Linked DNA regions of Homo sapiens: region 1 is linked to region 2. The links are chromatin contacts, found by Hi-C or POLR2A ChIA-PET in ENCODE. All regions are on one chromosome and are shown on one strand. Each heading gives the region's core, a stretch centred on a gene start or an enhancer-like site at or near the end of the contact. The rest is flanking DNA. Distances are from core to core; before and after follow the strand shown.

Region 1 (7,464 bases), core at 4,965-7,464, 250 kb after region 2:
TAGAAATTACACAAAGGGATAGTCAACAAAAATGCAATAGGTAAAATAGATAACTAACAAATGTTTAACCAAAAAGAAAGCAAACAAAGGGAAAACATAGAAACTGAAAATACAGAGACAAACAGTAAACAAACAATAAAATGATAGGCTTAAATAAAAACATCAGTAATTACATTAAATGTAAATGGATCAAACATACTAATTAAAAGATAGATTTTTAGAATGGATTTCAAAAAATGACTCAATTATATACTGTCTATAAGTATATAATTAATACAAGTGTTTCAGTTGTACTCACTTCAAGTATAATGACATAAGTGGGCTAAAAGTAAAGCAATATATATTCAAAAGATGTATATTATTAATGAGAATGAAGGTAGAGTGTCTATAGTAATATCAGACAAAGTGGACTTCAGAGCAAAGAAAATTACCAGGGATAAAAAGGGGCAATACCTAATACATTTCATCAAGAGGACACAACAATCCTAAATCTGTATGTATCAAACAGCAAAGCTTGAAGGTACATGAAGGAAAAACTCACAGAACTGAGATAAGAAATACACAAATTCATAATTATAGTTGGAAACTTCAACATTCCTCTCTCAGTGATCAATGGAACTTAGTAAACAGAAAGTCAGCAAGTGTATAGTATAGAAAATGGAACTAAATGATAAACAATTGTTTCTAACTGACATAGAATACTCCACTCAGTAACAGCAGAATACACATTTTTCTCAATTTCACATGGAACTTTCACCAAGATAGACCATATCTGGGGATATAAAACAAATTTGTCACACATTTAAAGAATCAAAATCATACAAAGTATGAAAAACAGAATGATAAGAAAATTTACAAACCCTTAGAAATTAAACAACACACTTGTACATAATCTGTAGGTCAAAGAGGAAGTCTCAGGGAAGTTAGAAAATATTTTGAACTGAATGAATATAAAAATATATCAAAATTTGTGGGATGCAGTTAAAGCAGTGGTTAGATGGAAATTTCATCATTACGATGAATTTGTATTAGAAAAGAGAAGAGTATCAAACCAGTAATCTAAGCTGCTTCCACAAGAAATTAGAAAAAGAAGAGCAAAATAAACTCAAAATAAGCAAAGGAAGGAAGTAATAAAAATAAGTACATAAATTTAAAAAATGAAAACAATTTCAAAAACAATACAGAAAAATAATGAGGAGTTCAATAAACCTCTGGTGAGACTGGCAGAGGGAAAGATAGAACATGAATTACTGATATCAGGAATGAAAAAAGGGTTATCACTACACACCCTGCTCATAAATTTGACCATTTAGATAAAACGGATGAATTCTGCAAAAGACACAAATTACCAAAATTCACCCAAGATGACATGTAGATAACTTGAATAGCACTATTAGTATTTTAAAAATTGAGCTTGTATTTTAAAACCTTCTATAAAAGGATTCTTCAGGCCAAGATTCTAGCACACACCATATAGCATATGCTACCAAATATTTAAACAAGAAATATGATAAATTCTACCAAATATTTTCTAGACATAAAATGAACTGTACACAATCTCTTCCAGAAAATAGAAGAGGAGGGAGCACTTCTCAACTCATTTTATAAGGCCAACATTACCCTGGTACTGGAACCAGACAGATGGTACAAAAAGTACAAAACACTATCCCTCATGAACATATATGCAAAAATTCTCAACAAAATATTAGCAAATATCCATTAATACATAAGTATACAAAGAGATAGTCAATAATATTGACTATTAGGGAAATGCCAGCTAAAACTCTGATGAGATATAACCTATGGAGTGAGACACACCTATTGAATGGCAAAAATAAAAAATACTGACAATACTAAGTGCTCACAATCATGCAAAGCAACTGGATCTCTCATACACTGCCAATGGGAATGCAAAATTGCACAGCTACTCTAGGATCGTCCTGCTTCAGCCTTCTGAGTAGCTAGGACTACAGGTGGGCACCACCATGCTTGGCTAATTTTTAGTATTTTTTGGAGAGACAGGGTCCAGGTTGCCTGGGCTGGTCTTGAACTCCTGGCCTCAAGCTGTCCTCCTGCCTCAGTCTTCCAAAGTGCTGGGATTACAGGTGTGAGCTATTGTGGCTGGCCCTACTTTGCAGTTTCTTATAAAGCTACACACACAATTGACATATGACTCAGCAATCCCAAGTGAACTGAAAACTTGTATTCATGCAAAGACCTATGCATGAATGTTTATAGCAGCTGTATTCATTATCACTAATAAGAGAAAACAACCCAATGTCTTTCAGTGGGTCAATGGGTAAATAAACTGTGGTGCGTTTCTACAATGGAATACTACTCAATTTAGCAATAAAAAGGAATGAACTATTGACACACCCAACAACTTGGATGAATCTCAAAGACATTATGCTGAGTAAAAGGAGCCAATCTCAAAAGTTCTACATACTGAATGATATACTTTACTCTCAAAAAGGTGAAACACGTGACAGAGAAGAAATCAATGATTTCTAGGAGTGAGAGTTTAGTGAAGACAATGCTGTAATTTCTTCCCATCTAAATTCCTTAGACCTCTGCGTTCTAATTATGAACCACTTGGAGGGAGGGTCTATGTGTCCCAAGTAAAAAGCCTGCTCTATGCTATATGCCTTGTAGGAATTGTATCTTTTTTGTTCATTCTTCTATGTCCCATGCCTAGCAGAGTAAACTGGCATAGATTGGGCACTCAGTTATTCGGTGAACAAAATAAATGAATGAACAAACTATGAAATGGTTTCAACATCCAACAATGCATTGAGAGCCTCTAAAAACTTTAAGAAAAATGGACACATTTTGTTTAACCGAACACGTGATCATTGTTGATAATTGTGGGCTGCACTCTCTCTAATGACTCTCCTAACTGTACGCTTCTGTTTGGGCTACTGACCAGGTTTTGTCTTGTGTGAGTCTACCTGCACCATTTCTGAGCATTTCTCCTGCTTCTGTCCTGTAGAAGCAAAACAATTAGATACACGAATCCCTTCTCCAGAATTATGCAGCTACTGTCAACCAAAAATGGTGGATAACTGCCAATGACGTACATGTTGGAATTAGTGTTTGAGATTTATCAGACACTAACATATGACAGGACTTGGGCGGTGCTGAGATAATAATGAGGCCTTGCAAATGGGCATCACTCAGCATTGCAGGGAGTCCAGGGTGAGGGGCAGGACTGGACTAGCTCAACAGAGTACTTGGCATGAGGGGGCAACATGGGAAATGTATAGGGACTCGAAAACTATAGTTGGTATTAGAGCCAGAGGCCCTTTGTCTCATCCCTCACCAGGAGTAGGGGCCCTTAGAGTACTGTCACCAGAAGGTTCTGGGAAAGTTGTAGAGACCGAATGAGTTGCTACACTACTGACCCTGCCATGTGCCAGCAATCTCCTTGATGGTCTCTGGGCAGTCTGTTTCACAGACCTGAAAAAAAGATTGAGAAAGCCTATGATATCTTATTTCATCAAGTCCGGTCTACAATGGCTTGATAGTAAGACCAGCCATTATTTTATATACCAATAGGAGAGGAAAAACACTGCCAACACACTGTGACAGATGCCTTTAATGACAGTCCTGAATGACATATGAATCAATGACATCAGATTCCTTTTAAGTTAATCTTCATCTCTTCTAGAGATTTGGCAATGAAACAAGTAACTCGGCAATAGAAAGTAACACAGCTTGTCCGACTGGTGGGTATCTTCCTTTGCGAGGTTTCTGGTGCACTTGATTGTTTCTTTGCAAGAAAATATGGACTCCTGATCATTCTTTCTGTGATAAATGTCGTTCACTAATACCACCTTTGCATCCTACTGCTTGGTTTCTGTACCTTTCTGACTACAAAATAGCTTGTTATTTCAGTGCTGAATCGTAGTGAAATTTCTTTGGGGAGATTCCTACACAGTAGTTAAACTCTGAGGTTAAGCTAACAAATGCACAGATCTCAATCAAAGTGATAACAATGTGAACAGCTACAGCTGGGTGGATGCACATGGCCGATGGCTTTTGAAAGATACTCCTGATTAAGATGTATCTGGATCTCAGCAATGTTAGCCTGTGAAAAACTGTGCCTCTTAAAATCTGTGGAATACAGTAATTCTGTCCAATTCAGTAATTTGGGAGGGAGAGTTCTTCTGCACTTATGACATGTTTCGTGAACATCCTTTGTCTGCTGGGGAATGTTCTAGGGCTTCAGTGGGAAACAGGCTGACTCCCCTGCCCACATGGAGCTCACACTGAGTAAGGAGAACAGACAATAAGGGAATAAACAGAACAATGTTCATGTTATTTTAAGTGCAAGGAAGGAAATAAACAGGAGGCTGAGATGGAGCCTCACAGTGGGACGGGTACAGGATGTACATGAGCATTTGTGATGAGCCTTCTGATTTCCAACTAAGTCAACACTTGGATTTTTGTCTCTAAGAGTCACTGGCAGCCTGCAGGGCGATCACCTGTCCCTAGGTTTGCCCAGAACTGAGGGGTTTCACGGGATATGAGCCTTGAACTCCTATAATGGGCAGACCCAAGCATACTAGTACAGTTCGTCCCCCTATGGAGATTCTAACTCAAGTTTCCTTGTAGTTTAATATTTTTATTACTATTTCCATGTCTAATGAAGTTTGATACTTAACCATCCACTGTGGCTTTTATTATCTTTCACTCCCATCTCTCTTATTTTCATAAAAAGAGATTAATTCTATAGTACAACTAAAGTCTTATAATTCTTAAATGCAGTCACTCAACACCACCAGTTAAACACCTACTTAAAGTCCTTCGGGGCCTCAATGATAGGTCAGGGTATCTCTCAGGGGTAAGAAATGTCTATCGACAGCTAGAAGATCAGGTAGTGGCACAACCAAGCGTCCACCAAAGCCTCCAGCTGGGAGAAGGTGGGTGGTTGCTAAGCAGGGATGAGGGCAGGGCGAGCTGCTTTGTTTTTCTAATTTTATTTTGTTTTGGATGAACAATTCCAACCAAAGGCTTTGAAGAAGAGCAATTTTCTTTGCCTTTGAAATGAGTTAAAGGCAAAACAACTCCATCCTTTCATGTTAGGAATCATTTTGGTAAAGTAGTGCGGCTTTCTGTTTTTTTTTTTAACTAAAAGACAAGCTGAACTCTGGATTGCAAATGCTTTCATGGCTATTAGAAGTATAGTTTGTTTGTTTTTTCTCTTTAAAACAATGAAATGCAAATTCTTGGCTTTCTCTTCAAGCAAGGAGCGGCGAGGGGAAGCCACTCTGGAGGCTGGATGCAGATGTGTTGTTGTCAGTGACACTACAATACTTACTAGTTTTTGCAAAGTCCCAGTGAACTTCATGTTCGTTCCCTGCCTTTTTAGTCTCAAGGTTGATGTGTAACAATGCCTGTGCCCACTGTAATATTCCAAAACTACCATGTCCTTTCCATTCTTTCCCCCGACCCCATTGTGTTTCATTTTCTTTTTCTTTTTTTAAAATTTAATTTAACTGAATTTTAAGTACAGGGCTTGCAGATTTGTTACATAGGTAAATGTGTGTCATGGTGGTTTATTGCACCTATCAACCCATCACCTAAGTATTAAGCCCCACATGCATTAGCTATTTATCCTAATGCTCTCCCTCCCCCCACCCCGCTGTGTTTCATTTTCCTCTCATATCTCGTGACCACATAATTCCTTCTTTAATGACAAATTGTATTGAATGAGGTGGCCAGTCTTAGAAGTGCTGTAATCTGAAAGAAAAAAATGAAACTTTCCACTTCATCACTCTGGTATATTATTATTTTTAAAAAGATGCAAGTTGTCATATGAAAATGGAGGCATTAATTCCTTAACCTATTCCAAAACTTTAGCTCATATTTGCCAAGAAAACAGAATGCGAATGGGAAGCCGTGTTTCTGCTTGAGGCAGTAGGAAGCAGGAGACCAAAAAGTCGTCTTAATGTTAAGCAAAACTTTGAATCAGCATTTAAATTAGATATGCTTTAACGGCTAATGTTATTTGAAAGCTGAATAGCCAATGTCAAAAATAGATTTCCCTTTCTTTCCAAAGTGCAGACGGGGTCCAGAAAGGGGCAAAAATAACCACATGCCTTTCTTGGACTCCTGACTCTTACCACCCAAAGGGTTTTCTTGTGTAGCAACCAACAATTCCTTGGATGGAAACACTGGATAGGCTAGTCATTATTTTGAGATTGAAGGGACTGCAGATTCTTGGCAGACCTCTGTTGTTTTTCTAGAGTTGTAGGCAAGTAGTTGGACAAAAAGCAAGAAGCTGATCGATGTTGCTGGCTTTGGATTCTTTGTGAACAAATGAGACAAGGTGAGTAGCTGCCCTGCTCAACTCCCTCTTCGTTTTGGTGTGGGGCGGGGGTGGGGGTGGGGAGGGAAAGGTTCTGATGACTGCAATCCTGGTGTCGGATCTTGGTCTGTTGGAAAACAACGGGCTCGCCGGCCCCTGTAGGAAGACCTAGGCAATGTCTGCATGCTGCCTGTGCAGCCCATGGAGGGGTTAGAAATAGTAGGATTGCTTGTAGAGAGAGAACAATCACTCAATTGTCAGATTTTTTTTTTTCACTTTTCATCCACACGCTGGGTGGCTTTGTAGCACAGTCGGAGATACTGTGTTGAGGAGCCTTTGCTCATGGCAATGTTTCCTCTGTTCACTTTCTGCTGCTTCTGCATTGGAAAATTCCGTCCTTTAACACTGGGATTATATGTCACCGTTGCTGAAATCATAGACAGAGTCCACTTAATTTGGTGCGAGCATGAGAAATAGCCAGAGAATGGGAGAAGCATAGCATTCCCTTGTATAAAGAGAGGATTGAATAAGGTCAGTGAACCAGAGACAGCAGGTCACAAACCCTCAGAGGGTCATGAAAATGTTCCCTGGTTTCCTGCCTTTGGGAGCAAAACGGATGCCTGTTTAAATTTTTTAAAAAATTATTGAAGATTAGCCATGATACTTGTTTGAGCTGGGTGAGATATTTGAGGGCTCATTATACTAGTTTCTGTACTTTTGCACATTTTTGAAAATTTCAAATGATAAAACATTTTTTACGAAATATTTAAATACCTCCCTGCTTCATCTCAGAACGATTCCAGAGCCCCTGAGTGGGTCCCATGTACGCATGCGTGGCAGTAGGGGCTGCTCAACTGAGCATGCTCGTGATTTGGCCTCAGTCAATTTCACTGTGTGCTGAGCCCCCAACGATGCTAACCCCTGTGCGGTTTCAAATGGCCTTTATTCTTAGCCATATGTTCTTTGGCCCATATCCTAAATGGATCATTTGTTAAAGGCTAGAAACATTAGCAACACAGATGTTGAAATTCATGTTAATAATTCAGTAAATTGCCTCATGATAATCTTCACTTTATCTGAAGATGGCCTTTGTCTCGTCAAAGTCTGCCCCTGGACCTCAGAAACCCAGTGTTACAGAAAGAAAAGACAGGGAC
Region 2 (7,645 bases), core at 4,426-6,925:
GGCTGGTCTCGAACTCCTGGCCTCAAGTGATCTGCCCGCCTTGGCCTCCCAAAGTGCTGAGATTACAGGTGTGAGCTACCGCCCCCGGCCTTCCATTTTGGAATGTTAATGCTTTGTTTCATTACCTTCTTTTTTTAAATTTTTATTTATTTTTTATTTATTTTTATTTTTTTATTATACTTTAAGTTTTAGGGTACATGTGCACATTGTGCAGCTTAGTTACATATGTATACATGTGCCATGCTGGTACACTGCACCCACTAACTCGTCATCTAGCATTAGGTATATCTCCCAATGCTATCCCTCCCCCCCTCCCCCCACCCCACAGCAGTCCCCAGTGTGATATTCCCCTTCCTGTGTCCATGTGTTCTCATTGTTCAATTCCCACCTATGAGTGAGAATATGCAGTGTTTGGTTTTTTGTTCTTGCGATAGTTTACTGAGAATGATGTTTTCCAATTTCATCCATGTCCCTACAAAGGACATGAACTCATCATTTTTTATGGCTGCATAGTATTCCATGGTGTATATGTGCCACGTTTTCTTAATCCAGTCTATCATTGTTGGACATTTGGGTTGGTTCCAAGTCTTTGCTATTGTGAATAATGCCGCAATAAACATACGTGTGCATGTGTCTTTATAGCAGCATGATTTATAGTCCTTTGGGTATATACCCAGTAATGGGATGGCTGGGTCAAATGGTATTTCCAGTTCTAGATCCCTGAGGAATCTCCACACTGACTTCCACAATGGTTGAACTAGTTTACAGTCCCACCAACAGTGTAAAAGTGTTCCTATTTCTCCACATCCTCTCCAGCACCTGTTGTTTCCTGACTTTTTAATGATTGCCATTCTAACTGGTGTGAGATGGTATGTCATTGTGGTTTTGATTTGCATTTCTCTGATGGCCAGTGATGATGAGCATTTTTTCATGTGTCTTTTGGCTGCATAAATGTCTTCTTTTGAGAAGTGTCTGTTCATGTCCTTCGCCCACTTTTTGATGGGGTTGTTTGTTTTTTCTTGTACATTTGTTTGAGTTCATTGTAGATTCTGGATATTAGCCCTTTGTCAGATGAGTAGGTTGCGAAAATTTTCTCCAATTTTGCAGGTTGCCTGTTCACTCTGATGGTAGTTTCTTTTGCTGTGCAGAAGCTCTTTAGTTTAATTAGATCCCATTTGTCAATTTTGGCTTTTGTTGCCATTGCTTTTGGTGTTTTACACATGAAGTCCTTGCCCATGCCTATGTCCTGAATGGTAATGCCTAGGTTTTCTTCTAGGGTTTTTATGGTTTTAGGTCTAACGTTTAAGTCTTTAATCCATCTTGAATTGAGTTTTGTATAAGGTGTAAGGAAGGGATCCAGTTTCAGCTTTCTACATATGGCTAGCCAGTTTTCCCAGCACCATTTATTAAATAGGGAATCCTTTCCCCATTGCTTGTTTTTCTCAGGTTGGTCAAAGATCAGATAGTTGTAGATATGCGGCGTTATTTCTGAGGGCTCTGTTCTGTTCCATTGATCTATATCTCTGTTTTGGTACCAGTACCATGCTGTTTTGGTTACTGTAGCCTTGTAGTATAGTTTGAAGTCAGGTAGTGTGATGCCTCCAGCTTTGTCCTTTTGGCTTAGGATTGACTTGGCGATGCGGGCTCTTTTTTGGTTCCATATGAACTTTAAAGTAGTTTTTTCCAATTCTGTGAAGAAAGGCATTGGTAGCTTGATGGGGATGGCATTGAATCTGTAAATTACCTTGGGCAGTATGGCCATTTTCACGATATTGATTCTTCCTACCCATGAGCATGGAATGTTCTTCCATTTGTTTGTATCCTCTTTTATTTCCTTGAGCAGTGGTTTGTAGTTCTCCTTGAAGAGGTCCTTCACATCCCTTGTAAGTTGGATTCCTAGGTATTTTATTCTCTTTGAAGCAATTGTGAATGGGAGTTCACTCACGATTTGGCTCTCTGTTTGTCTGTTGTTGGTGTATAAGAATGCTTGTGATTTTTGTACATTGATTTTGTATCCTGAGACTTTGCTGAAGTTGCTTATCAGCTTAAGGAGATTTTGGGCTGAGACAATGGGGTTTTCTAGATATACAATTATGTCGTCTGCAAACAGGGACAATTTGACTTCCTCTTTTCCTAATTGAATACCCTTTATTTCCTTCTCCTGCCTAATTGCCCTGGCCAGAACTTCCAACACTATGTTGAATAGGAGTGGTGAGAGAGGCCATCCCTGTCTTGTGCCAGTTTTCAAAGGGAATGCTTCCAGTTTTTGCCCATTCAGTATGATATTGGCTGTGGGTTTGTCATAGATAGCTCTTATTATTTTGAAATACATCCCATCAATACCTAATTTATTGAGAGTTTTTAGCATGAAGGGTTGTTGAATTTTGTCAAAGGCTTTTTCTGCATCTATTGAGATAATCATGTGGTTTTTGTCTTTGGCTCTGTTTATATGCTGGATTAGATTTATTGATTTGCGTATATTGAAGCAGCCTTGCATCCCAGGGATGAAGCCCACTTGATCATGGTGGATAAGCTTTTTGATGTGCTGCTGGATTCCGTTTGCCAGTATTTTATTGAGGATTTTTGCATCAATGTTCATCAAGGATATTGGTCTAAAATTCTTTTTTTGTTGTGTCTCTGCCTGGCTTTGGTATCAGAATGATGCTGGCCTCATAAAATGAGTTAGGGAGGATTCCCTCTTTTTCTATTGATTGGAATAGTTTCAGAAGGAATGGTACCAGTTCCTCCTTGTACCTCTGGTAGAATTCAGCTGTGAATCCATCTGGTCCTGGACTCTTTTTGGTTGGTAAGCTATTGATTATTGCCACAATTTCAGAGCCTGTTATTGGTCTATTCAGAGATTCAACTTCTTCCTGGTTTAGTCTTGGGAGAGTGTATGTGTCGAGGAATTTATCCATTTCCTCTAGATTTTCTAGTTTATTTGCATAGAGGTGTTTGTAGTATTCTCTGATGGTAGTTTGTATTTCTGTGGGATCGGTGGTGATATCCCCTTTATCATTTTTTATTGCGTCTATTAGATTCTTCTCTCTTTTTTTCTTTATTAGTCTTGCTAGTGGTCTATCAATTTTGTTGATCCTTTCAAAAAACCAGCTCCTGGATTCATTAATTTTTTGAAGGTCAGTTCTGCTCTGATCTTAGTTATTTCTTGCCTTCTGCTAGCTTTTGAATGTGTTTGCTCTTGCTTTTCTAGTTCTTTTAATTGTGATGTTAGAGTGTCAATTTTGGATCTTTCCTGCTTTCTCTTGTGGGCATTTAGTGCTATAAATTTCCCTCTACACACTGCTTTGAATGCGTCCCAGAGATTCTGGTATGTTGTGCCTTTGTTCTCATTGGTTTCAAAGAACATCTTTATTTCTGCCTTCATTTTGTTATGTACCCAGTAGTCATTCAGGAGCAGGTTGTTCAGTTTCCATGCAGTTGAGCGGTTTTGAGTGAGATTCTTAATCCTGAGTTCTAGTTTGATTGCACTGTGGTCTGAGAGATAGTTTGTTATAATTTCTCTTCTTTTACATTTGCTGAGGAGAGCTTTACTTCCAAGTATGTGGTCAATTTTGGAATAGGTGTGGTGTGGTGCTGAAAAAAATGTATATTCTGTTGATTTGGGGTGGAGAGTTCTGTAGATGTCTATTAGGTCTGCTCGGTGCAGAGCTGAGTTCAATTCCTGGGTATCCTTGTTGACTTTCTGTCTCGTTGATCTGTCTAATGTTGACAATGGGGTGTTAAAATCTCCCATTATTAATGTGTGGGAGTCTAAGTCTCTTTGTAGGTCACTCAGGACTTGCTTTATGAATCTGGGTGCTCCTGTATTGGGTGCATATATATGTAGGATAGTTAGCTCTTCTTGTTGAATTGATCCCTTTACCATTATGTAATGGCCTTCTTTGTCTCTTTTGATCTTTGTTGGTTTAAAGTCTGTTTTATCAGAGACTAGGATTGCAACCCCTGCCTTTTTTTGTTTTCCATTTGCTTGGTAGATCTTCCTCCATCCTTTTATTTTGAGCCTATGTGTGTCTCTGTATGTGAGATGGGTTTCCTGAATATAGCACACTGATGGGTCTTGACTCTTTATCCAATTTGCCAGTCTGTGTCTTTTAATTGGAGCATTTAGTCCATTTACATTTAAAGTTAATATTGTTATGTGTGAATTTGATCCTGTCATTATGATGTTAGCTGATTATTTTGCTTGTTAGTTGATGCAGTTTCTTCCTAGTCGCGATGGTCTTTACATTTTGGCATGATTTTGCAGCGGCTGGTACCGGTTGTTCCTTTCCATGTTTAGCGCTTCCTTCAGGAGCTCTTTTAGGGCAGGCCTGGTGGTGACAAAATCGCTCAGCATTTGCTTGTCTGTAAAGTATTTTATTTCTCCTTCGCTTATGAAGCTTAGTTTGGCTGGATATGAAATTCTGGGTTGAAAATTCTTTTCTTTAAGAATGTTGAATATCGGCCCCCACTCTCTTCTGGCTTGTAGGGTTTCTGCCAAGAGATCCGCTGTTAGTCTGATGGGCTTCCCTTTGAGGGTAACCCGACCTTTCTCTCTGGCTGCCCTTAACATTTTTTCCTTCATTTCAACTTTGGTGAATCTGACAATTATGTGTCTTGGAGTTGCTCTTCTCGAGGAGTATCTTTGTGGCGTTCTCTGTATTTCCTGAATCTGAACGTTGGCCTGCCTTGCTAGATTGGGGAAGTTCTCCTGGATAATATCCTGCAGAGTATTTTCCAACTTGGTTCCATTCTCCCCATCACTTTCAGGTACACCAATCAGACGTAGATTTGGTCTTTTCACATAGTCCCAAATTTCTTGGAGGCTTTGCTCATTTCTTTTTATTCTTTTTTCTCTAAACTTCCCTTCTCGCTTCATTTCATTCATTTCATCTTCCATCACTGATACCCTTTCTTCCAGTTGATCCCATCGGCTCCTGAGGCTTCTGCATTCTTCACGTAGTTCTCGAGCCTTGGTTTTCAGCTCCATCAGCTCCTTTAAGCACTTCTCTGCATTGGTTATTCTAGTTATATATTCTTCTAAATTTTTTTCAAAGTTTTCAACTTCTTTACCTTTGGTTTGAATGTCCTCCCGTAGCTCAGAGTAATTTGATCGTCTGAAGCCTTCTTCTCTCAGCTCGTCAAAGTCATTCTCCATCCAGCTTTGTTCCGTTGCTGGTGAGGAACTGCGTTCCTTTGGAGGAGGAGAGGCGCTCTGCATTTTAGAGCTTCCAGTTTTTCTGTTCTGTTTTTTCCCCATCTTTGTGGTTTTATCTACTTTTGGTCTTTGATGATGGTGATGTACAGATGGGATTTTGGTGTGGATGTCCTTTCTGTTTATTAGTTTTCCTTCTAACAGACAGGACCCTCAGCTGCAGGTCTGTTGGAATACCCTGCCGTGTGAGGTGTCAGTGTGCCCCTGCTGGGGGGTGCCTCCCAGTTAGGCTGCTCGGGGGTCAGGGGTCAGGGACCCACTTGAGGAGGCAGTCTGCCCGTTCTCAGATCTGCAGCTGCGTGCTGGGAGAACCACTGCTCTCTTCAAAGCTGTCAGACAGGGACATTTAAGTCTGCAGAGGTTACTGCTGTCTTTTTGTTTGTCTGTGCCCTGCCCCCAGAGGTGGAGCCTACAGAGGCAGGCAGGCCTCCTTGAGCTGTGGTGGGCTCCACCCAGTTCCAGCTTCCCGGCTGCTTTGTTTACCTAATCAAGCCTGGGCAATGGCGGGCTCCCCTCCCCCAGCCTCGCTGCTGCCTTGCAGTTTGATCTCAGACTGCTGTGCTAGCAATCAGCGAGACTCCGTGGGCGTAGGACCCTCCGAGCCAGGTGTGGGATATAGTCTCGTGGTGCGCCGTTTTTTAAGCCCGTCGGAAAAGCGCAGTATTCGGGTGGGAGTGACCCGATTTTCCAGGTGCGTCCGTCACCCCTTTCTTTGACTCGGAAAGGGAACTCCCTGACCCCTTGCGCTTCCCAAGTGAGGCAATGCCTCGCCCTGCTTCGGCTCGCGCACGGTGCGCGCACCCACTGACCTGCGCCCACTGTCTGGCACTCCCTAGAGAGATGAACCCGGTACCTCAGATGGAAATGCAGAAATCACCGTCTTCTGCGTCGCTCACGCTGGGAGCTGTAGACCAGAGCTGTTCCTATTCGGCCATCTTGGCTCCTTATTCTCATTACCTTCTTGAGTTGTGGCTCAGACACTACAACAGAGCTCTGTCACCTCTTTCTAAAAGCTGGGAAATGGTTATTGTCAACGCCAGCCCCATTTTGGAGGCACCTGGTTGCAGGGGACCACAGCTAGGTGAGTCACAACTGGGTGTCTTCATCAGGGGGTTTACAAGGGAAGACAGACTAGTGATTTTAGAACAATCAGCAATCAGGGCACATTGGCAAGCAAGCACAGAGCAAGATTTATTTTATAAAAAAGAGCGTTTATGTTTGGTTCAAACAAAAATGTGAGAACGGCCGAGGCTTTGTAGGAGTTCACCACGAAAAAGGAAATTACATGGTAAAAAAAAAAAAAAGAAAAAAAAGAAAGATAAATTCTACATTTTTTTCTTTATATAATTATTTAGCTGGAGCAAAAGTGAAAGTAAAAGTTGGGGCAAGGAAACACATTCAGATGTGGGGAAGTGCTCCCAGAACGTGGGACAGCGAGTGGCGGAGTCCGATTTTGAAATGCTCCAGAGAGAATATGATCTTCCTGGACCCCACAGTGGGATGCACCACCCCAAAAACCATTGGCAAAGTTTGGTGACAGAGGAATCATTTTGTTTCTTTTTATGCATAAAGAACACACAGAAAGGAACACTTGCTTTGAGGATCCTGGTAAATCAGGCTGGTGTTCTGTTGGGGCAGTGCAGTTTGGTACAAGGAAGTGGTCACTGCTGACCCCACGGAGAGGCTGGGAAAAGCGTAGATGAGGTGACTGGAGAATAAAGGAGGCTTTTTCTAGCTCAAGGTTTAAAGGCAGCCACAGTGTCTGTAGCAGATGAATTAGTGTGACCTTGGAGATGGCCCCTTGACCCGAAAGTGGTAAAGAATGCCATACTTTTCATTTTGCAGGACACCTCCTTGGGGGAGGCTGGGCTGGTAGCATATTTCTACGGGCTTATGGTTCTGTGGATAGAATTGTAGGGCTGGATAAAAGCACTGGCTATTTTGAGTTTTTAAGCAATCAGGGGGCTATTAGTGGGGTGGTCTTTGGGAACCAAGGCCAAATCTGCAGGACAGCAGAGTAATTCAGATCATCTATATTGTATGGCTTGAAATGGGATAGAAAGCCATCTTTATTCATTCATTCATTGCAGGCATGAACTCTTTAAACAAATATGAGTGGCCTATTTGAGATCATGATAGAAATTGTAGGGAATAGAGAAGCAACCAAGACTGACCCTATAAGGAGCTGTCACCAACTCCCTTTGAATCAATTTTAACTTTTTTCTTTTTTTTGGGACAAGGCTTTCACCCAGGATGGAGTGCAGTGATGCAATCTCGGCTCACTGCAACCTCTGCCACCTGGGCTCAAGCCATCCTCCCACCTGAGCCTCTCAAGTAGCTGGGACCACAGGCGCACATCATCACACTCGGCTACTTTTTGTATTTTTTGTAGAGATGAGGTTTCATCATATTGGCAAGGCTGGTCTTGAA

Evidence for each region. Hi-C counts contacts between places; a loop is a spot of excess contacts on that map. ChIA-PET counts read pairs that join two places held with the same protein, here RNA polymerase II (POLR2A).
Region 1: POLR2A ChIA-PET joins it to region 2 with 16 read pairs in activated CD4-positive, alpha-beta T cell. The contact joins the promoter of LINC00310 here to the promoter of LINC00649 in region 2. A Hi-C loop is called at or near these places in 1 of 168 maps with a recorded cell type or tissue (Right ventricle myocardium superior). POLR2A ChIA-PET finds 5 or more read pairs at or near these places in 5 of 52 experiments (Caco-2, OCI-LY7, T-cell and 2 more).

Annotation. Positions count from the first base shown.
Region 1 is chr21:34,174,463-34,181,926 of GRCh38, forward strand. LINC00310 (long intergenic non-protein coding RNA 310) reads left to right here and starts at 6,215. Exons shown (of 2, transcript NR_027266.1): 1 at 6,215-6,331. RefSeq lists an enhancer at 4,735-5,612.
Region 2 is chr21:33,925,447-33,933,091 of GRCh38, forward strand. LINC00649 (long intergenic non-protein coding RNA 649) reads left to right here and starts at 5,676. Exons shown (of 3, transcript NR_038883.2): 1 at 5,676-6,296. RefSeq lists an enhancer at 5,329-5,970.